Regions from separate parts of the Homo sapiens genome. Here region 2 is linked to region 1. The links are chromatin contacts, found by Hi-C in ENCODE. All regions are on one chromosome and are shown on one strand. Each heading gives the region's core, a stretch centred on a gene start or an enhancer-like site at or near the end of the contact. The rest is flanking DNA. Distances are from core to core; before and after follow the strand shown.

Region 1 (5,259 bases), core at 2,390-4,889:
TAAACATGACCTTGAAATCTGTATGGACTGGATATTTGTGTCACCCTCCACCCCAAATTCATATGTTGAAGCCCCAACTCCCAGTGTCACTGTGTTTACAGACGGGGTCTTTCTGGAGGTAACTAAGGCTAAATGAAATTATAACAGTGAGGTCCTGATCTGATAGGAGTAGTGTCTTTATAGTAAGAGACAACACAGAGCTTGTTCTCTCTTTCTTTCTCTCTCTCTCTCTCTGCCATGTGAGGACAGAGAGAAGGTGGTCATCTGCAAACCAGAAAGGGAATCCTTGCCAGGAATTGAGTTGGCTGGCAGCTTGCTCTGGAATATGTAGCCTCCAGAACTGTAAGAAAATAAACTTCTGTTGTTTCAGCCACCCAGTCTGTGGTATTGTTATGACAGTCCAAGCAGCCTAAGACATAATCCTTTGCAAATTATTTTACATTCTTTCACATCCTGTCCCCCAAATACAAACAATCCTTGTGTTTTCCTACTTTATATGTGTTTCCAGCATTTAATGCTCTTCATTTAGCAAGGAATTTCTGGATTAAAATGAGGAGGAAGAAGAAGATAACCCAACTTCACTGCCCATTAAATTCCAAGTATTATACAAGGCAATGTGTACATCATTCCCATCTAATGTTCTCACCAATCCTGTGAGGTGGCGTTGCTTTTATTTCCAAAGATTACACAGCTGTAGAAGAGACCTAGTCTATGAACTCAAGTGTGTCTGACTCCAGAATACAAGCTCTTTCTTTAAATTATTTCTCCTTAAATCTAAACTAAGTGAAAGTCGGATATCCAAAATGAGAAGAGAGTAGGCCTATAAGTCTGTCCAGTTGTAAAAGACTAATATTTAAAAATGAAAAACAAGCCTATTGTTTTTAAAGGCCAGGAGCCCCCTAGTCCAAAAGCTATGAAAAGGAAAGACATGGCTGTTCCTGGCTATGCAGGTTTGGAGCTGACTACCTAGGCTTGGACCCACTTTTGTAGAAGAGCAGAGACCCATATCTTTCTCTTTGGATTTTTGCATATAGAGCATGGCACGAGGGCAGCCAGCTTTCAAGAATCATCTAAGCTCTGATGGTCGTGAAGCTGCCAGATGCTTCAGAAGGCAGAGCCAAGACTTCCTTGACTTTCTCTCTTCTTATAGGTTGTTTCATAAAGTCCCCTAAACCTTGTTGGGACTGGTTAGAGGTTGTCAGGGTTGTGTCATGATAATTATTTTCCATAGAGATGGGAAGGACACAGTAAGAATATGAAAGTCATGCCTAACCGCTTAACCAGTTGTATTCAGGAGAGCTTGCTCATGGGTAGACAATGACTAGGGATCTTGGCTCTCTACTCTGTTTAGCCAAGCTCAGTCTTACTTCCATAGCACGTGGACAAAGGAGGAAGAGAGGGCAAATCTAGAGGTCTAGATTTACCCCTCTGCATCTAGTTACTCCAAAAAAAAGCAAATCCTTCCATCAAGCAATTTTTTACATCTTTGGGCCCATAGCTAATGTCACAGATTTCAAGAGAGATGGAAGAATGAAAACAATGATCTCTGCACTTCAGGCACCTTCCCTTCAGGGCATGTGGCGGACCAGGTGACTTCATACCCAACAATTAGAGATCTAGGACCAAGCCCTGTGGTGGTCTATAGACTATAATTACAAAGACAGATGCCACTGTGGGCTGAAATAGAGGAATCCTAGAAGAGGACCCTGGAAAATGAATGAAATTTGGAAAGGAAATAGATGGAAAGAGGGTAGAGCAGAAAGAATAATGCCCCCCACCAAGATGTGCATAGCCTAATTAATCCCTGGAACCTGTGAATATATGACATGGCAATAGTGACTTCAAAAATGTGATTAAGAATATAGAGACGGATATCCTGGATGATCCTAGTGGGCACAATAAAGTCACAGTGGTCCCTGTAAAAGGAAGGCAGGAGAATCCACCTTAGTAACAAGAGACATGACAATGGAAGCAAGAGGTTTGTGTGACACAAAGAAGGAGCCACAGAAGCTTCTGGAAGCTGAAAAAGGCAAGAGAATGGATTCTCCCCTCAGAGCCTCCAGAAGGAACCAGACCTGCCAACCCTTGGCTTTAGCTTAGTGAGACTGATTCCAAACTTCTGACTTCTTAACTGTAAGATAATAAATTTGTGTTGTTTTCAGTCACCAAGTTTGCGGTAGTTTTGTTACAGCAGCAAGAGGGAACTAATACAAGGGGAAACATTTAGTTTGGAAAAGCAAAAGTTCAACAAACTCAAATGGCAATGGCTTCTAAGTGATAACAGACCCACAATCCCAGTACTGGGGTTAGGAAGAAGAAAGATGGGTGCAAGGACTTCTGTAACAAAGTACCATGAACCGAGTAGTTTAAACAATAGAACTTTCCCAGGCACGGTGGCTCACGCCTGTAATCCCAGCACTTTGGGAGGCTGAGGCAGGTGGATCACCTGAGGTCAGGAGTTCAAGACCAGCCCGGCCAATGTGGCAAAACCGTCTCTACTAAAAATACAAAAAAATTAGCCGGGCCTGGTGGCGCACGCTGGTAGTCCCAGCTACTCGAGAGGCTGAGGCAGGAGAATTTCTTGAACTCAGGTGGCGGAGGTTACAGTGAGTCGAGATCATGGCACTGCACTCCAGCCTGGGCAACAGAGCAAGACTGTCTCAATAAAAAAAAAAAAAAAAAATAGAATTTTATCTTCTCACAGTTTTGGAGGCTAGAAGTCCAAGATCAAGGTGCCAGCAGGGCCATGCTTCCTCTGAAGGTGCTGGAAAAAGAGCTGTTCCAGGCCTCTCTCCTAGCTTCTGGTTCCTGGGCTTGTGGCAGCAGAACTCTAGTCTTCACGTGGTGTTTTTCTTATATACACGTCTCTGTATTTCCAAATTTCCCTTTTTGTATGTGAAAGGGGATACGAGTCATATTGGATTAGGGGCCCACCCCACTCCAGTATGACCTCATCTTAACTTTAATTACATCTACAATGACCCCCTTCTTAGATAAGTTCACACTCTGAGGTACTAGGAATTAGGACTTCCACATATGAATTTAGAGGGAGGGGTACAGTACACAATTCAACCCATAACATGTGGGAAATGGAAATATGATCTTATCAATGCCAATACCTCCTGTAGCTTCTATAATATGCCAGATGTGGGAGGGTTGCAAAGGAAACAGAAGGTCACTGCCTTTGAGGAACTGACATTTGTGCTTAGGCCTATGGTAGGCGGAGGAGATATAAGACTCCACATGATTTCAAGTCTGGGACCTGAATTCCTAGATCATCCAAGTGATGACAAATCCTGTAGCAGGACAAGGCAGAGAAGCACACCTGAAGACTGAGGAAGAGAATCAACAGATTCAGAAAAGAACTGATGCCAATTTGGGGAGCAGTTGTAATCGTACAATGCTTAGTTCTGAAAGAGTGCTTAGAGTTTTCTGAAAATCTTGTTCCTAACCATATTTTCATTCTCTAAGCTATTTTAATCACCTAAATCCCATATTGATTACTGAATGTGACGTGACCCCTTGGCTTTCCTCACCAATGATACCTTCCGGAAGTGAAAATTTGGAGCAGCACAAAGAGCTGCCTGAGAAAGCAGAACTGGCCTCCGGAGACGTGCTTGGGTAAGACACACTGAGTGATACAGGAAGCCACAAGACCAAGGTGAAAGTTTCTTGACATGACAAGAAGGGCAAAGCAGAAAAACCAAAGAATTAATGGAGATGGAAAGACAAGCAGAAGGGACTCTGAAACCCACAGATAAGTAGGCAGGTGAAAAACAATGAGAAAGCTACTCCCAGAAGCTGTTCCGATCTCTGCCCAGGTTGGACACTGGTTAGAACTGGGCAGTCTCCTTAAGATGTTTTAAACATGTGCTCTCATCCAGGCACATTCCACCTTCTCAGAGCACAGCCACTCTTGCCAAGCCCCAGCAAGCTTGTCTTCACTGCCTCTACCCGAACACTTCCTTGCTGTATCATTTCATTTCTGGGGATTAAGATAAAAACTGATTTCTGTCATCTTATCTTAAAAATAAGGTTGATAGCTAGCCAGTTGTTAAATACTTGTTCGGAATACCATGCTATGCAAATGCCCTTGTTACCCAGTACAGGATAAGAAGCATTTATTCAACAAATTTTGAGTGCAAATTACGTGCCAGTCACTATCTTAGGCATTGGGGATGGAAGGGTAAATAAGACAAAACCCATGTCCTTGAAGGCTTTACAGACTAGATGTGGAGGTATAAGGAGAGAGTCAGCCACACAGCAGGGATGGCAACTGCTAAAGTAGACACACACACGGGGGATTACATGCATCAGGAAATGGAAACACAGCCCAGAATGGAGGAGTAGAGAAAATGACCTGGAGGTGATACTGAGACTCTAGCAGCATGAAGTAGATCATTGCTTAACAAATTTTTCTGTAAAGTGTCAGCTAGTAGGAGTTTTTGGCTTTGCAGGTGGTATGGTCTCTCACAACTACTCAACTCTGCCATTGTAGCATAAACAAGGCAGCTGTAGACAATATGTAGATAATCAATTGGACAGTTCTAATTAAACTATTTGTGAGTGCAAAAATTTGTATTTCATATCATTGCTATATGTCACAAAATACTATTTTTTAAAATTTTTCTTAATATCTAAAAATGTAAAAGCCGTTCTTAGTTTGCAGGCCCCATAAAAGCAGGCAGTGGCCAGCATGGACCTGTGGGTTGTAGAGTGCTGATCCTTGATCTAGATAAAGTAGGCAAAACATTCCATGCAGGAGAAACCACATACACCACACAGGCACACTTAGGAATGCCAAGCAGATGTTAAGGGTTAATATTTTTAAAGGCAAAATCATGACTCTTATACAAATATAAAGCAAATATATACCAAAGATTCTATTCAATTTGTTCATTAATGAGAGAAACAAGAGAATGTTATGACCAGTTCAAAGGAGAAGTTTTTAAAAAACACACATGTATAGGCCATCAGAAATGCTGAAATCAATTGGCTGGTATCTGTATCTATCAATATCTATATGGCAATAATGAACTGCATCTCTACAGGACACGACTGGCATTTCCATGGACAAGAGTCGTTTGTACTACTATCAGTATTCTAAGAGTACAGAGTTGTAAAGTAGCTCAAACACAGAAATAAACAGGAAAGATATACTACATAAGATACCAAGTAATATTTTTGTTCATTTCAAAGATTTTCACAATTTTTCCTGGCACAGTTCAGCGTGATGGAAGGGAAGGTCCCTGGGAGGAT
Region 2 (5,286 bases), core at 2,742-5,241, 500 kb after region 1:
GCCCTCAATGCCCAGCCCCAGCATTGCGTCTCCAGAGTTTGCAGCCAAGTAGGGGACTCCTCCTCTGTCCTCTACAAAGGAAATGATTGCTGTTGTTGTGCTTGTGTCCAGTGGACTCTAGGAGTGTTTTGGGAGTTTTCTCCCCTAACCGTTTCAACTTCTTTGCAATTCGAACTCTTTCATGCACCTCCCTTCCTTTTCCTCTGCCTGGTGATACTTGCCAACTTTCCTGATGGATTTCTGGCCCCGTCCCTCACCCCTACCCTCACTTCTAGTGTTTCACACCATTTGGTTCCTTTTTCTTTCACACAACAGTCATTGTCTCTGTGAAGATTTTTAGATCAATAAAGTCAGTGGCTATAAAATTAAAAATCAGAAGGTACAGCCACAAGCTACATGGCACAGACCACAGTCACAACTCACTCAAAGCTTGAAGTGTTTCATGGGGTTTGAACTGCATTTTAACCTTTATTTATTTTCACATTTCCCCCTTTTCATCAAGATCTTTCGAAGAAAGCACTGTAGATGATCTCAATAGTTTTGACTCCTTTTATGTTCAGGAGTTTCATCCCCCGTCACTAGGAAGTCTCATTCCTTGGATGTTATGTTCCATACTGAGGTGGGATTGGATTTCTTAATGAAGTCAATATCTGGGAGATCTCAGATATCACAAATATATGTGAAAAGTAAGTTGAGCTCTCAGTGTATCCCTGAGGCATGACTGTCCATTGTACTGTCTGTTCTCCCAAGTGAAGGCAAAGAGAAATTGACTGTCTTTCTCCACAGGAATACTAAAACATGCACTGCATAAATCTGTCACAGTGAAAAACTCACCTTCAGCGGGGATGGTAGTCAACAACATATGACTGTTTGACACTAGCAGATGGCAAGGAATAACTATGTTGTTAATTGCTCTCAGATCCTGTACAAACCTCCATCCTCTGTCATCTGGTTTTTTTACAGGAAGGGTTGGAGTGTTACACAGGCTTCTACAGGGAATAATCAGACCTCTTTTTATATAGTCTAGAACTATAGGTTGTATTCCTTCTAAAGCCTTTGGCTTTAAAGAATACTGTTTAAGGTTTGGAAGAGGTTTTGATGAGTTTATTTAAATTTTGATTGGGGAAGTCAAGATAATTTTTCCAGTATCAATGAAAGACTGACCACAACTAATCAGGTATTGCCTTTAACAATTTTTGTATTCGTTTATCAATCAATAATTCGGTGTCCTCTATGGCAATATAAATTGCAGCTTGTGAATTTAAAAGGATCAGATTCTGAAAAATTCATGGTGTCTAGTAATTCAACTTTGTCTTCTAATTCTAAAAATATTTTACCCTTTTGGGAAAAACAAATATGGGTGTTATATAGTTCTAAGAAATTTCTTCCTATCAAATGGATAGTGGCTTAGAGAACGAAGAGAAAAATACAAGTCTCTTGTAAAGGACCTACTTGAAAAGCTATAGGCTAAGATTTATGTGCCAATACAGGAATATCAGTGACACCCACCATTTAAATGGTTTACTTTAAGGAATGGGACCTTGTAATAAGGTGGGATTTACTACAGATAATGCAGCTCAGTGTCAATAAGAGCTTATGTTTGTTCTCCATTTCAGATACTTTCTATTTCTCCCAAAATATAAATATGGAGGAAAGGCAAGGTCTCTTTAAGTTCCTTGGAGCACCCCCCCTTTTCTTTTTTTCCTTTGCCTGTTGTTGTTGCCTCCATTTTAGTTTTCAGCAATCTTTCCTAAAGTGACCAGGGTGTTTTTGCAATAATGACAAAGCAGAGGGTTAAATTCATTCTGAGGTTTTTGGGGTATGTTTTGGAGGTTCAGACTGGGTAGATAATTGTTTTAGTTATAAATTCATAATCTTATTAGCCTTATTCTTTTCTTTGGCTTCTTTTTCTCTTCTTTAGTTAAGGCATGACATAATTGATCAGCAAAATTAACCAAATCATGAATGTGAGCAATTGTCCAACTATGGTGTTGTCCTTTTACTGTTAGTCCTAATTCTTCATCTAAGTAACCCACTTATGAAATTGAAATTGAGGAGAGTATCATTTTGATGATTAGCCTAACTCTCTTTGGATAATCCTGAATATGGTTTAAATATTTTTTCGAATCTCTCAAAATATGTCATTTCTGACTCATCTGAATTTTGTTGACATTGTTGTATTTTATTCCAGTCGACCATTCTTTGGAAGGTCAAATGAAGGGGTGGCTTGAGCAAAGCCTTTGAAACCTCATGGTCACATTTGTGGTCTTCTGAAAATGTATGAAAGTCCTTCAAGTGGTTCCTCCAATTTGCCTTAGCTCTTCCAATCTTTAGCTTTACTTTCTGATACTAACATGTGAACTACTTAATACAAATTGGAAAAATCAGGGTTGTAAACTTGAATATTTAGTTCAAATTTCCTGACAAAACCAATAGGGTCTTGGTGGGGATGAGGAAATTCCTTAATTATGCCTTTAATGTCTACCTTTGATCATAGTTGATAAGTTAAGGCAGGTTCTCCTCTACCAGATACCAGCCATTCACAAAATGTAGCTAAAACAACAGGAGTGGGAAGAAGGGGAAGGGGAGGAAAAGAAGGAAAGGCTGGGCAGTGTCGTTCAGATGAGGAAGAGATGGGGAATAAAGAGTTGGGGAAGCAGAAGGAGGAGTAAAAGATTTGGCAGTTTTTTTTTTTTTTAATTTAGAAATGGTTTTAGAGGGCTTTTAATTTTCTTCCTGTAGAGGAAGAACTTTGTCAGAGCGCTTTTCAGATGCTTCTAAGTACTGTTAGAAGTAACTCTCCCAATTATTTTCTTTAATTTTAGAAATAGCTTTTTCTAATTGTGCACATAAATAAGCTAATTTAGGTATTTCAAAGATAGCCCACTTTGGTCATTGTTGTTTGGGGTCTTCATGGGTTAAGAAAGACAACTTTTCTAGATATTGACTGGAGGTTGCACCACAATATTATACAGGAATCCAGCTGGAATTTCTAAAGGTGGATCTCTCCTTAAAAAGGAAGACTCAGTTTTAGATGGATGATTGCCCATAATTTGGATTCTCTTTTTAAGTGATCAAAGATGAAATGGGAAAGATGTTTTTGATCTGGTATGTTGCTTAATGGGGATTATTCCTTGAGGTGACACCAGTGAATCACTTCTCTCTTCTTCCCTGTCTTGGTGAAAGCCAGGAATCCTGGGCACTTAAGGCACTAGAAGATCAGCCCTTCATATGTGCCCACCAGGTTAAGCAAGATTTCCTGTGTGTTCTTCTTTGAGAACTCCCTACAGTACTATTGCATGTTAAGAGTAATGAGTTCAGACACTCCCGCAAGACCTTATTAGCCTAAGATGCCTTTTGGCCAGGAGAAACAGTGTCCCTTATCTTTGGTACTTATCTTCATCCTCATAGAAAGCTTTTCTCTCTTTCTTTCTTTTTCTTTCTTTCTCTTTCTTTCTTTCTTTCTTTCCTTCTTTCTTTCTTTCTCTCTTTCTTTCTTTTCTTTTCTTTTTTTTCCTTCCTTCCTTCTTTCTTTCTTTCTTTCTTTTTTTTTTTTTTTTTTTTGGCGGAGTCTCACTTTGTCACCCAGGCTGGAGTGCAATGGTATGATCTTGGCTCACTGCAACCTCTGTTTCCCAAATTCAAGTGATTCTCCTGCCTCAGCCTCTTGAGTAGCTGGGATTACAGGCACATGTCACCACACCCGGCTAATATTTTGTATTTTTTGGTAAAGACAGAGTTTCATCATGTTGACCAGGCTGTTCTTGAATGCCTGGCCTCAAGTGATCTGCCTGCCTAGGGCTCCAAAAGAGCTGGGTTTACAGGCATGAGCCACCGCACCTGGCCATCCTCATAGAAAGTTTTTCTTTTTGGTCACTCAGAAACAAACAAAACAACTTTAGATATGTCAAATGAACCAAGCTTCAGAGTTTAGCCAGGTTTTTTTCTTTTATGCAAATTTTGCTTAAGCCACATTCACTTCCTCTTTTCAGAGAGAGAAACTTTCTTTCCCTGACCAAAATTCAAATGAGAGAAAAAGCTGTACAAATGTTAATGAGCAGTTACAAATAACACTTAACCTTAGAGAAAAGTGAAAACCACAAATCTGTGAACAGAAGAATATCTAGAGAACAGACAAAAACTCTTACCTTAAAGTAGAGCTTCAATTCCAGCTCCATCAAGTGTGGAATTGGGTCACTTGAGTAAAGTCTGATTCTCAACCCAAATCAGGGAGATTCAAAACCTGAGAGGGTCTTCACCGGAGACCCTCTGCTGGCTCCAGTGAAGCCAAGTGAATGAAAACTGTTCATGCTGGTACCAGGATCCTAACTGTGGGCAATGCAGTGGGGAATCAACAGAGGCTTGCTTTAGGTCCTTTCATGGTTGCCAAAATGTCAACTTGAAATAAGCGTCAGAATCTAGTTTGACTTGAAGAGAGTTTATTTTGAATTTTGAAGAGAGTTTATTCAAGTACAAAGTTTGAAGATGGCCTGGGAGACAGATTCCAAAGAATGGAAGTCAGCACTTTGAAGTGTAGAAGTTTGAGGTCACTTAACATAGATAAGGTTTAGAAAGCTTAACAGAATTTCAATATTTTTCTGTATATGGCTGAATGTATAGTTACAGTAATCCAATTAGACAAGGTAATATTTTTCTTTTCAGGAAAGGTCTATTTAACATTCCACACTGAAGATATAAAATTTGGGAGGTAATTAGTGCTACCTTAACTGAGTTAGGTACTGATAGGGTTTGGTTCTGTGTCCCCACCCAAATCTCATAGTGAATTATAATCCCCATAATCCCCATGTATCAAGGGAGGAAACTAGTGGGAAGTGATTGGATCATGGGGGCAGTTTCCCCAATGATGTTCTTGTGATAGTGAGTGAGTTCTCATGAGATCTGATGGTTTTATAAGGGGCTCTTTCCCTTTCATACACTCTCTCTCTCTCTCTCTCTCTCGTCTGCCACCATGTAAGATGTGCCTGCTTCTCTTCTACCATGATTATAAGTTTCCTGAGGCCTCCCCAGCCATGTGGAACTGTGAGTCAATTAAACCTCTTTTCTTTATAAATTACCCAGTCTTGGGCAATTCTTTATAATGGGTGAAAACAGACTAATACAGGTACAAAAAAGGAGGCAGTTAATCTATCACAAAGATCAGTGATTAGAAGGAGGTCTGGTCTCTTGTCTCTCCTCATAATTTACAGAAGAAGAACACTGAAGAAGAGAGTTAATCTATAATCTAAGGAGCAGAAATTACAACTCCATGCTCCATGGCTGAGATCA

What was found. Hi-C counts contacts between places; a loop is a spot of excess contacts on that map. Pooled maps may share reads with other maps.
Region 2: a loop to region 1 is called in a pooled map, with 10 times the contacts of the local background. The contact joins two enhancer-like sites. A Hi-C loop is called at or near these places in 4 of 37 single-sample maps with no recorded cell type and 4 of 50 pooled maps.

What each region holds. Positions count from the first base shown.
Region 1 is chr7:108,134,176-108,139,434 of GRCh38, reverse strand. No RefSeq gene overlaps it. Among named protein-coding and RNA genes, the nearest start is that of LAMB4, 6.4 kb to the right of the region's middle. Within about 2 kb of position 3,639, at least 4 of the 41 ENCODE cell types and tissues checked have a DNase peak (open chromatin) inside an H3K27ac peak, as active enhancers do.
Region 2 is chr7:107,637,461-107,642,746 of GRCh38, reverse strand. It overlaps the pseudogene BANF1P5. Among named protein-coding and RNA genes, the nearest start is that of SLC26A4, 21 kb to the left of the region's middle. RefSeq lists an enhancer at 4,030-4,179. Within about 2 kb of position 3,991, at least 3 of the 41 ENCODE cell types and tissues checked have a DNase peak (open chromatin) inside an H3K27ac peak, as active enhancers do.